2 separate regions of the Mus musculus genome follow, and region 2 is linked to region 1. The links are chromatin loops, found by intact Hi-C in ENCODE. Cell type or tissue: gastrocnemius. All regions are shown on one strand.

Evidence for each region. Hi-C counts contacts between places; a loop is a spot of excess contacts. Peaks named below come from ENCODE experiments on the same cell type or tissue, not always from the same donor. Only the 100,000 strongest peaks of a DNase experiment are listed, where the experiment ranks them.
Region 2: a loop joins it to region 1, with 2.6 times the contacts of the local background. A loop is called at or near these places in 13 of 42 quality-filtered maps.

Annotation. Positions count from the first base shown.
Region 1 is chr1:119,835,206-119,840,205 of GRCm38, reverse strand. It overlaps Ptpn4 (protein tyrosine phosphatase, non-receptor type 4), which reads left to right and starts at 3,135. Exons shown (of 27, transcript NM_019933.2): 1 at 3,135-3,304. In gastrocnemius, no CTCF peak of the experiment used is centred here; DNase peaks (open chromatin) are centred at 1,744 and 2,626; H3K4me3 peaks cover 2,912 bases; H3K27ac peaks cover 2,980 bases.
Region 2 is chr1:119,892,088-119,897,087 of GRCm38, reverse strand. No RefSeq gene overlaps it. Among named protein-coding and RNA genes, the nearest start is that of Gm28209, 8.0 kb to the left of the region's middle. In gastrocnemius, a CTCF peak has its summit at 1,882 (motif pointing right); a DNase peak (open chromatin) is centred at 1,902.

The DNA of each region.
Region 1 (5,000 bases):
TTTTTTTTTTTTTTGAGAGTCTCAAACTCATCACGTAGTGAGAATCACTTCTTTGAATTTCTGATCCTCCTGCTTCAATGTCTTGAGTGCTAGAATTTCACACATGGGTCATTATGTGGGGTCTTATGCTCTCCTAAAGATTTAACCCAGGGTTTGACGCACTTAAAGCAAGCATCCTACTATCTGAGCCACACAGCCTGTAAAGCAACCGTCCCCCTCCACTTCCTCTCTTAGACAATTCCTTGCTCCTTCTTTTTCAGGGATGCAGGAAGGTAGGTGTAAGATGAACATAGAATTTTCTAGGGATGACAGTGAATGCTGGTACGTTAAAGGGCCCATCTCCGTGATTTCCACTATGAAGGCTCTGTTTGGGAAGTTACTCTGTTTACGTGAAATATGCAGAGTAGGCCAACACATAGAGACAGGAAATAGATTATGACTTGGTAAAGGACTGGGGAGGAGAAAATAGAGAATGACCAGCAGGCAGGGGATGTCTTTTGGGCATTAGTGATGATTAGTAGTGACAGTCTTGAGGTAGAGTCAGGGCTGATGGTGGCACAGCTGTGAATGGCTCACCATGCCTGGCTTTTTACATGTGCTCTGGGGAATCCGAACACAGGTCCTTGTGCTTGCTCAGCAAGACGTTTACTGACTGACTTTTCTTGCCAGACTCTACTTCAGGTATTTTCTTGAAACCCTACTCACCTGTGATTCAAAGGTTTTGTTCTTTCCCTGCCTTTATTTCCCCCTGCTAGGCAATGTCCTCAGGCATTCTGAGGGCTGCAGAGATGACTAAGAGGCTTTGCCTTAGGTAATAGCAGTGATCAAATCACGGACTATCAGCAATACCCACACAGGGCTGAGGATTGTGTAGTAAGACGAACATTGTGAAAAGCACTAAAGGGATGTTTAAACCTAGAGCCATCTGTGTTGCAGAAGGAAGAAATCATTACTTGGTGCTTGACTCTGGCGAATTCTCTTTGAACTTTTGTTCAAGGACGAATGAATGCTGACCCAGGTGAGATAAGAAGCATTTTAGCAATGCCACAAACAAAGGATTTCAAAACGGAGAGCTGGAGGAAAGAATACAGACTTAGGGAAGAACGAGTGAGCACCGCCTGGAGCTGTCCTGTCTCACTTGGGTTCTGAGACAGGGTATCATGGAGCACAGGCTGGCCTGAGACTTTCTGTGTAGTTAAGGATGTTCTTGAACTCTTAATCCTCCTGCCTCAGCCTCCTATGTGGTCAAGTGTCCATCACCAGCTGGACAAGAAAGAGTAGGAGCAGAATGAGAATGAGAAGAAATTAATTTAAATTATTGTCTTCCACAGTTTTGAACAGATTTTCCTTATCGGTAAAATCATTTTGTCAACATGGAGAAAAGCAGCTTTGTAGCATGTGGGTGTTGGGCACTGAGGACCTTGTACATATACTGGGCAAGTGCTCTCTCCTGAGGCCTTTGAACAAACCAACTATTTATATATCTATCTATTTATCTATTTTGGTTTTTCAAGACAAGGCTTCTCTGTCTAGCCTTGGCTGTCCTGGAACTTGCTCTGTATATCAAGTTGGCCTGGAACTCACAGAAATCCACCTTCCCCTGCCTCCCAAATGGCAGAATTAAAGGCATTCATCACTACCACCAGGAAAAACATTTTTTATAAATAAGGTCTCTAGTGACAGAGATTGAGATTAAGATCTAACAAGAACCCTGGCCACAGAAAAGGGCACCCCCCCCACCCCCAAGTGGGTAAAAACGTCAAGGACTTTTGAGGTGGGTCAAAGGATAAAGGAAAGGAATTGGCTGCCAAGTCTGGCTCAATCCTTGCGACCCACATAGGATTACCAACTCTCAAACCTTGTCCTCTGATAGACAGACAGACACACAGACAGATGGACACACATATTTTAGGTGTATACAAAATAAAGAAATGTAAAACAAACAAACAAACAAACAAAAACGAAAAACAAGCAAAGAGGAAATGTGAGGGTCCTCCCAACTTACCCTTCCTTCATTTGATCCTAGTTGAGGTCACCTATTCTATAGGAATGTTCTATCATCATCAAGTTTGTATTACCCAGAAAATATTAAGGGTATACCCTCCTCAAGGTCATGGCATGATAATACCAACCCTCATTCTTAAAATGATTGAACGACTTTGATTTAAAAAGCAGTGTTCCTTGCACACAGAAAGCACCTATCCTTTGTTTTATCCATGAAACGTCTTTTGCTTAGGCTTTGTTTTCAAGGGCCTTATGTTTAGGAGAACTGATTGAAAACTGCACTTCAAAGCCTATACCCTCTATTAGCACTTAGTTGGGACAACCTGATGCCAGGAGGTCGAGTTTCCCCACTCTGTGCTATTGCCCCTCTTTTGTGTCCCTAGAGTCCGTCAGTAAGTACATCTTAGAAGAGGGAGGAGGGGCAGAACTGACAGTCAAGGAACCAATCGCTGCCTGGCGATGGGGTGTGGACACAGAGCCACGCCCTCCCCTCCCAACCCGCTAAATCCCGTCTCTCTCGCACCTGTGAGTACCAGTGCTTCTAGGCAGGCGCCCGCGCTCCGAAACCGGGTAGGAGGCGGGAAGGAGGCGGAGCAGAGGGCGTGGCTTCACCTCTCGCGAGACCGCCTCCTGTTGCCGAGGCCGCCGTTCCGGGGCTCTGACTGGTCGGGGGCTGCGCAGCCGCCATGTTCGGTTGCTATGCTGCGGCCTCGGAGACGGGGTGTGCTTGAGAGAGGAGGAGGAGACGGAGGAGGCGGTGGAGGCGAGGGAGGAGGAGGAAGGAGAGGAGGAGGAGAAGGAGGAGGAGGGTGACCGAGGCTCTCCTTTGCACTCTCACACAGAGCCGCCTCCCTGGAGTCACCCGCCGCTTCACGCCGCGCGCGCTTCCCTGCTCCGCGGACGCGACATTGTTCTTTTAAGACTCCCGGGAGCTGTCAGAAATCGGGGCTCCGGGACTTGAAAGAGACTTGACTTCGGCCCGCAGCTTGCGGGGACCGCGGCACTTTCGGGGCGCGTGTGAAGGGATTAGCTCATCTCGCCGCGAGGTGCGAGCGCGCGCCTCCCCGCGCACGCCAGCCCCGCCGCAGCCCCGCAGGATGACGGGGTGCAGGCGGCCCGCGGCCGTGGCGCGGCCGCTGTGGCGGCGGCTGTTCTCGGGACGCTGAGGGCGAGCACCTCGACGCGGACCACGCGCTTCTTTCACCCGGCCGCGAGCCCGGGGCCTCCTGCCTTTTTGTATTTGGATTCCCCCCCCCCCCCCCCTTTCTCCAGCCGGGAGGACGCGGCTGTGATAACGAAGGTAAGAGAGGCGCTTGGGGCGGTCCTTCGCTCGGCCTGTTTGGGCCCCCTTTGCAGGTCGTGGGCGCGCACCTGAAGCTCGCCGAGCCGGGCGGCCAGACTACCCGATCGACTTCCCTTTTCTTAGTGGGTCGGAGCACTCGAATCTTCCTGGGGTTTATAGTTGAAATCTGCTAGGGATGAGTGCACGGGAGAAGGGGTGGAATAGATGCGGAGATGAAATGTTCCTAAACTCAAGGTAAGGCTGGAGAATCTTCAGTATTTCATTTGTGGGATTCTTTTTTCTAATTGTTAATGTTAGGTTAATTGACTCATATAAGCATCTTTATTTTTTTTCCGCACGCGGTAGGAACACACGCTATCTTCCATTGAACTTGAAAGTCTCTTGTGACTTGCTAGTATTATACTTGCTTTTAGGAATCAGTAGTTGGGCCCAAAAAGTTGAGATGTAGAACATCTGAACTTAGATTTTTCATGCTGCTTTGGAATCGTCCCTACCTTCATGATGTTTAGATTCAGCGTGAGTATGTAGTCAAGAACAGATCGGTGTTTGTGGGGTTTTGTAAAATGTTAAGCACAGTCATTTGTGGCTTTCTGGCTTTACATTTTTGTTTCGGTGTCAATGTTTGTTTTATAGTTACTTACAGGAAAAATGGAGCGTATGATTATCCTTTGTGGACAGGAACTGTGCTTACCAAAGCGTAGACACCTCAATTGTCCCAGGACGATTTCTGGAAATCAGTTCAATCAGAGATTCAAGAAAAGCTAGATGTGTGTGTGTGTGTGTGTGTGTGTGTGTGTGTGTGTGTGTGTGTGTAGGTAGTTAAATGCATGTATGGATGCATTTGCTGGGGTTTCTAAAGTAATGGAACAATTTACAGTTTCAATGATAATCCATATCGATGTTTCCCTGAAACTTATGTCAGAGACTTTATGTTTGGCTTTGCATCACAGAGTGACATCAGTGTGGACAAGGACTACGTAGGGGGTTTTAAAAACTGCCTGTTCCAGGAGGACTAGTCATACCTAACTTTTGGAATAAGCAATTCAAGAAATACTGAGTGTGTGACCAGATCTTGGGTCCAGATGAAATAACACAGTTATTTGGTCACATTTAAAAGATGGCTGTGGAGGAAAAACAAGAAAAGCTAATGTATCTGACTTGTAAAGTCAGACTAGAAGACTGGAAGGGCAAATATGGCAGCCTTTTGAGAACCCTGGGTTTGTGAACAAACATAAGTGTGTCAAAGGGGAAAACTTGTTTTCCAAAACGGGAGGGATGACCTTAAACAATTATTCAGAGTACCTAGTAGACTATAACCTAGATATATTATTTAAATCTTGAATTTGAGGATTACAAATTTAATACTCTTTTAAAGAAAAAGCCAGTTTACAAGGAGAAGCTTATGAGCTGTCTAGAACCATTTTATTCACTCATACGATCAGTCATGCCACCTTTTTTGTCAGAATACATTTCTGCTCCAATTAACACAGAAGCTATTTTTGTGTCTCTTCACATTTTTATGGCATTCTTATCTTTGTTCATATTTTGTCATAGCACATGTGCATGAATGTGATCTTGATTTCTAAGATCTACGTAGTTATGTTTGTATGTGTACATGAGTACATGACAGTGTTTTGTATTTACCTGCTCCTTAAACATTTGCTAAAAAGATTGTTTTAAACACAAGGAATCA
Region 2 (5,000 bases), 57 kb before region 1:
CCAGACTTCACCCTTGCTCACCCTTGTTTGTTGCAATGCTATTCACTACAGCAGAGTTATGGAACCAGCCCAGGATGTCTGTTCATCAAGAGAAGAATGGATGCAGGACATGTTTCCATGGGAAGCAGCCAGCAGGGATGCGATGCTTCTGATTACAGCTAGACCTCACAGACTCTTTTCCCTGTTGCTGACAGTTGTACGAAAACCCAGCTCCCGGAGGATCGTGCGCCACCCGGTCTGCCTTAGAATGGAACGGTGCTTGTATTATCTACTTTTCCTTGTGCATATAGAGCGCATAGGGGCCTGCGGGTGTATGTCAGATGTCTTCTGCTCTCCACCTTGTCTGTCTGTCTGTCTGTCTGTCTGTCTGTCTGTCTGCTTGCTTGTTTGTTTGTCACACAGGGTCTCCCCCTGATCTCCGAAGCTCACTGATTGGCTACCCTGGCTGACCAATGAGCTCAAGGGATCTCTTTGCCTCTCAAGATGTGGCATGCATAGGACCTATTTTTCTCCCCCTGCCTGCCCCCCTTTTCCCTAGAACCTCATTCCTCAGAAAGGCGAACTTGAAGTAATTGTACGCAAGTTGCCACAACTTCTTGGTGAAGTTGGAGCTCCAAATAGAAATGTAAAATTCAGAGCAAAATAAAATTACTTTTGTTAGCACTTTGCCTAAGCTCCGCCCCACAGTTACCTGGCAACAGCTAGGTTGCCTGGCTTACTATAAAAGGGGCTGCTTGGTCCCCTCCTCGCCTCTTGCTCTTGCCTTCCTGCTCTGACTCTGTCCTCTTACCCCTCTTCCCATTCCCCATCCCCACATGCTCATAGTCAGCTTCTCTTCTCTCTTCTCTCCTCTCTCTCTCCTCTCTCTCTCTCTCTCTCTCTCTCTCTCTCTCTCTCTCTCTTTCTCTGCCTCTACTACCCTCTCAACTCCCCTCCCCATGCCCTGAATAAACTCTATTCTATACTATTCTAGTCGTGTGGCTGGTTCCTCAGGGGGAAGGGATGCCTCAGCATGGGCCCGCAGAGGCACCCCCTTCCCCTATACCTCACCACACATCCACCAAAACACATCCCCCCTCTCCTTATCTTTTAAAAAACAGAACAACTTTTCTTTTCACCAGAGTCAAGAGACAAATTGAGAGTAGCATGGGTCTGGGGGAAGGGCAGGGGCCTGGGCACTGCAGTGGTGGAAGACTTGAGTCTGAGTCAGATTGTTCTTGAGCCAGGGAACAGAAGATGTCTCAACCAGTGATGTGTTTGCCACACAAGCATAAAGAACCTAGTTTGGATACCCAGCACCCACTTAAAATGCCAGCTGTGGTGACACTAGTATTCATAGCTCTGAGGAGGTGAGACAGAAGGATCTCTGATCCTGGCTGGCCAGCCAGTCCAGCTGAGTCAGTAATCTCTGGGTTCAGAGCTCTAAAAAACAAAAAGAGATAACAAAAACATGCAAACAAAAACACAGAAGAACTGGGGAGATGGTTTGGTGGGTAAGGACACTTGTACAAACATGAGGACCTGGGTTTGCCTCCCCAGCACCAGTGTAAAAAGCAAGGCATGACTGTGGGTGCCTGTAACCCCAACATTGTGGGTGGGAGCAGATGGACCCCAGGAACATGCATCCATACACACATACACATACATGAATGTGTACACATGCAAGCAACATGTAATTTTAAAGTCTGTGCTATGTATGTCCATTTAAAACAGCTACAGACGCTGTTGCACTCCTGTTCTGTATTGTAGCGAGCTGAACCCAATGGACCTCAGAGGTTTATGGGGATTTTGTGGCAGGGAGGGACTTCTCAGAGTCTGAGTGCCCAGAATCCAGACAATCTGTGAATGCCAGCTGGCACAGGTTAATGCAGGTGTCCCTCTGGCCAGCAGGGGGCGCAAGTTCCCCGTGGCCCCGGGCCAGGCAGGCTCCCAGGAGTCTCTGGGTGGAGAAAGACAGCAAGAAGGCCTGAAGGCTGAGATTCTAGCATTTATTAATAACCCTCAAGGGGGAGTGCAAGTGTAACCACCCCCCACCAGGGTCAGCCCTAGCCCCAGCCCTGCGATGTCCTCCAGAGTCTTCCCCTGCTCTCCCCAAGCCTCTTCCTCATCTGTAATCTAGCAAAGGCCGGCAGGATTTCACGGCCATTATGGTTTTCCAAGGCCTCTTGGCCTGAGGGAGGCTTGGCCTCTGGTGTTTCTCAGGTTCTCCAAGCCTGTAAGCTATAGAGAGAACCCCATCAGTTAGGGCACAGGAAATGACAGATGTTGAAGAAGAATCATGATCCGAGAAATCAATCCAAATGTCCTCCATTACTAATGGAAATAAACAAATCGTAGACTCATCGTGTTGCGTGATGTTCTTTAACTGGTAAGAACTCTGTCTTGGGGCTGGGGGTGTGGCTCAGTTGGTAGAGTGCTTGTACAACATGACAAAGTCCTGGGTTCCATCTCCAGGACACATAACCAGCATGGCAGTGGTCATAGAACTGGAGGGGACGGGGCTGAGGGTGGGGGGATGGGATGAGAGGATCAGGTGTCCAAGGTCACACATGGCTTCCTTTTTGCTAATTTAATATTAGTTTCTTAATTTTTTAAAGATTTATTTATTTACTCTATGTATTTGAGTACACTGTAGCTGTCTTCAGACACACCAGAAGAGGGCTTCAGATTCTGTTAAAGATGGTTGTGAGCCACCATGTGGTTGCTGGGATTTGAACTCAGGACCTGTGGAAGAACAGTCAGTGCTCTTAACCGCTGAGCCATCTCTCCAGCCCCATACTTGGCTTCTTAAGGAAGCAGCCCCTGGGATATGTGAAACCCTGTCTCAAGGAAAAGCTGTCTCAGTGCTGGGGTCGGTACCAGCGTCTGCTGTTGTGGGTCCCTGGATGATGTGACTCTCCTTGACTTTGCCTCTTAGGTTCTGCATCTGTACCGCCCCATGCCTGGTGTCTAGAATGGCCTGATGCTCCATGAAGAGGGACGCGGCTGAGGGAGAGGAGAGTGTCGACATCACATTCAAATTTAGAAAGTGTTTGGAAGGAACAGTCTAAAAATGCTTGCCTGGAAGGGGAAAAATGCTCTGACAAAAAGCAAAAACGAGACATACTGGACCCTTGCTCCATTTAGACATCAGTGCGTATACCCATAGAACTGTAGTCTTAAGATTCATAATATCATAAATCTATGAGATGGTGCATCTTATAAGAAGAGGAGAGGAGGAGGGCAGGAGGGGAGGGATATACAGAAGAGGAAGGCAGCTAGATAAAGTAGGCCACATGAGCTCAGATGGCCTGGATTTTCCTCAGCCAGACTCTCACCCAGCTTAGAACTGGAGGAGGTAGCATTTCTTAGAATCTGTGCTCTCTGACTGAATTCCTCAGTTTATCCACTCATAGAATGGGCTGACGAATACAATCATTGTGTTCTCTGTGATGCCAGATGGAGCTCAGTGTGTGTGTGTGTGTGTGTGTGTGTGTGTGTGTGTGACTAACCCTGTGTCCAGGTCATTATAGGACTCACCAAGTGTGAACTTCCCTTCCTGTCCCCTAAGTCACATTGATGTGGGAAAGTCTCTGCTCTAGCTGTGAGCTAAAGAAGGGAGGGAGGGAGGGAGGGAGGGAGGGAGGAAGGAAGGAAGGAAGGAAGGAAGGAAGGAAGGAAGGAAGGAAGGAAGGAGAAAGAGAGCAGGCAGGCAGGCGGGCTTTGAGACAAAAGCCTTGTACTGTGCCTGTTTTTTCCCTGACACTTCGTAAGCAGTTGAAAGGTAGTGAATGGACAGGTGAGTGTTCTGCCTCTGCCCAGCTCCTCTCTGTCACTATGTGTGTCCAACCTCAGCCTGTGGACCACATGTGACCCAGGGCTAAGGAGAGCTACAAAAACTGCTCAACATAAACTCTCACTTCCCCTAAACAAGAGATTGTTTGAGATTTCCCCAAGGATTGCACAGCGAGCACTTTACCAACAGAGGGACCGCCCGAGCTACAGAGACTCTTCAGTCTGCTTAGAGTTGGCCACGTGTGCATGTGAGTGTGTGTGTATATATCTATTTATTACCTTGGCCACAAGACATAGCCTGATGTGGGGAATGTCGTATTCTAGGAACAAGCACTAGTGTTATAAGAGTAGAAGTCCACAGAGAGTCGCTCACCACAGTCCCGTTAGGGTATGTCCCCTGTACCTGCCCCCTTACTATGTATCTCTAGCTTGGAGTCTTGCTCCATAGACCAGGCTGGCCTCGAACTCACAGTCATCTCCCTGCTTCTGCCTTCCAAGCGCTGGAAGTAAAGGCTCTCACACCCAGTTCCCATGTTTATATGTCTTCTGGGGAGAGGATCAGGTGCATGTGAGTCCACAGGCCAGAAGACAGCACCGAAACCCCAGAAGCTGGAGTTATAGGCAGCTGCAAACTGCCCATGGTGAACTCTGTAATGCAAACTTGGGTCCTCTCCATGAGGCACAAATGCTCTTAACCACTGAGCCATCCCTCCAGCCCCATGGTCTCCACTCAGGTGGCTACCCACTGGCCCACATCCATTCTGCACACATCTCTTCCTCTGCTTCCTCTGCTCTGTGCCACAGAGGGCATGCTGGGTCTCAGTCGCCAACTTCCTTACACCCACCCTCTCCTCCCCCTTGTCGTTGATTACATTTGTGTTTGGGTAGTTGTTTTGTTTTGTTAGTTTGCTTGGAGCAACAATTATGTACTCAGCTGAACACACCCCATCCTGGGCTGGACCGTGGTCCTGTGGCTACAGAGTTGTGCAGCCACTGTGGCTGGCTGGCCTCTTTGTTCTGGAAGGATCACATTGCCCAAGGACTTTCATCTGTATCTCCTTGGCCTAAACTTGATCACAAGGTCCCTGGTAACTTCAAGAGTACCAAGGAAGCAAGCCTTTTTTAGCTGCCGGGTAGGTACACTGTCGACCTGAACAAAGTCTCTGTTTTATTCATAGGAACACTGAGAAAATGGATTTGGGGTAGGTCACCAGCAGGACCACTGT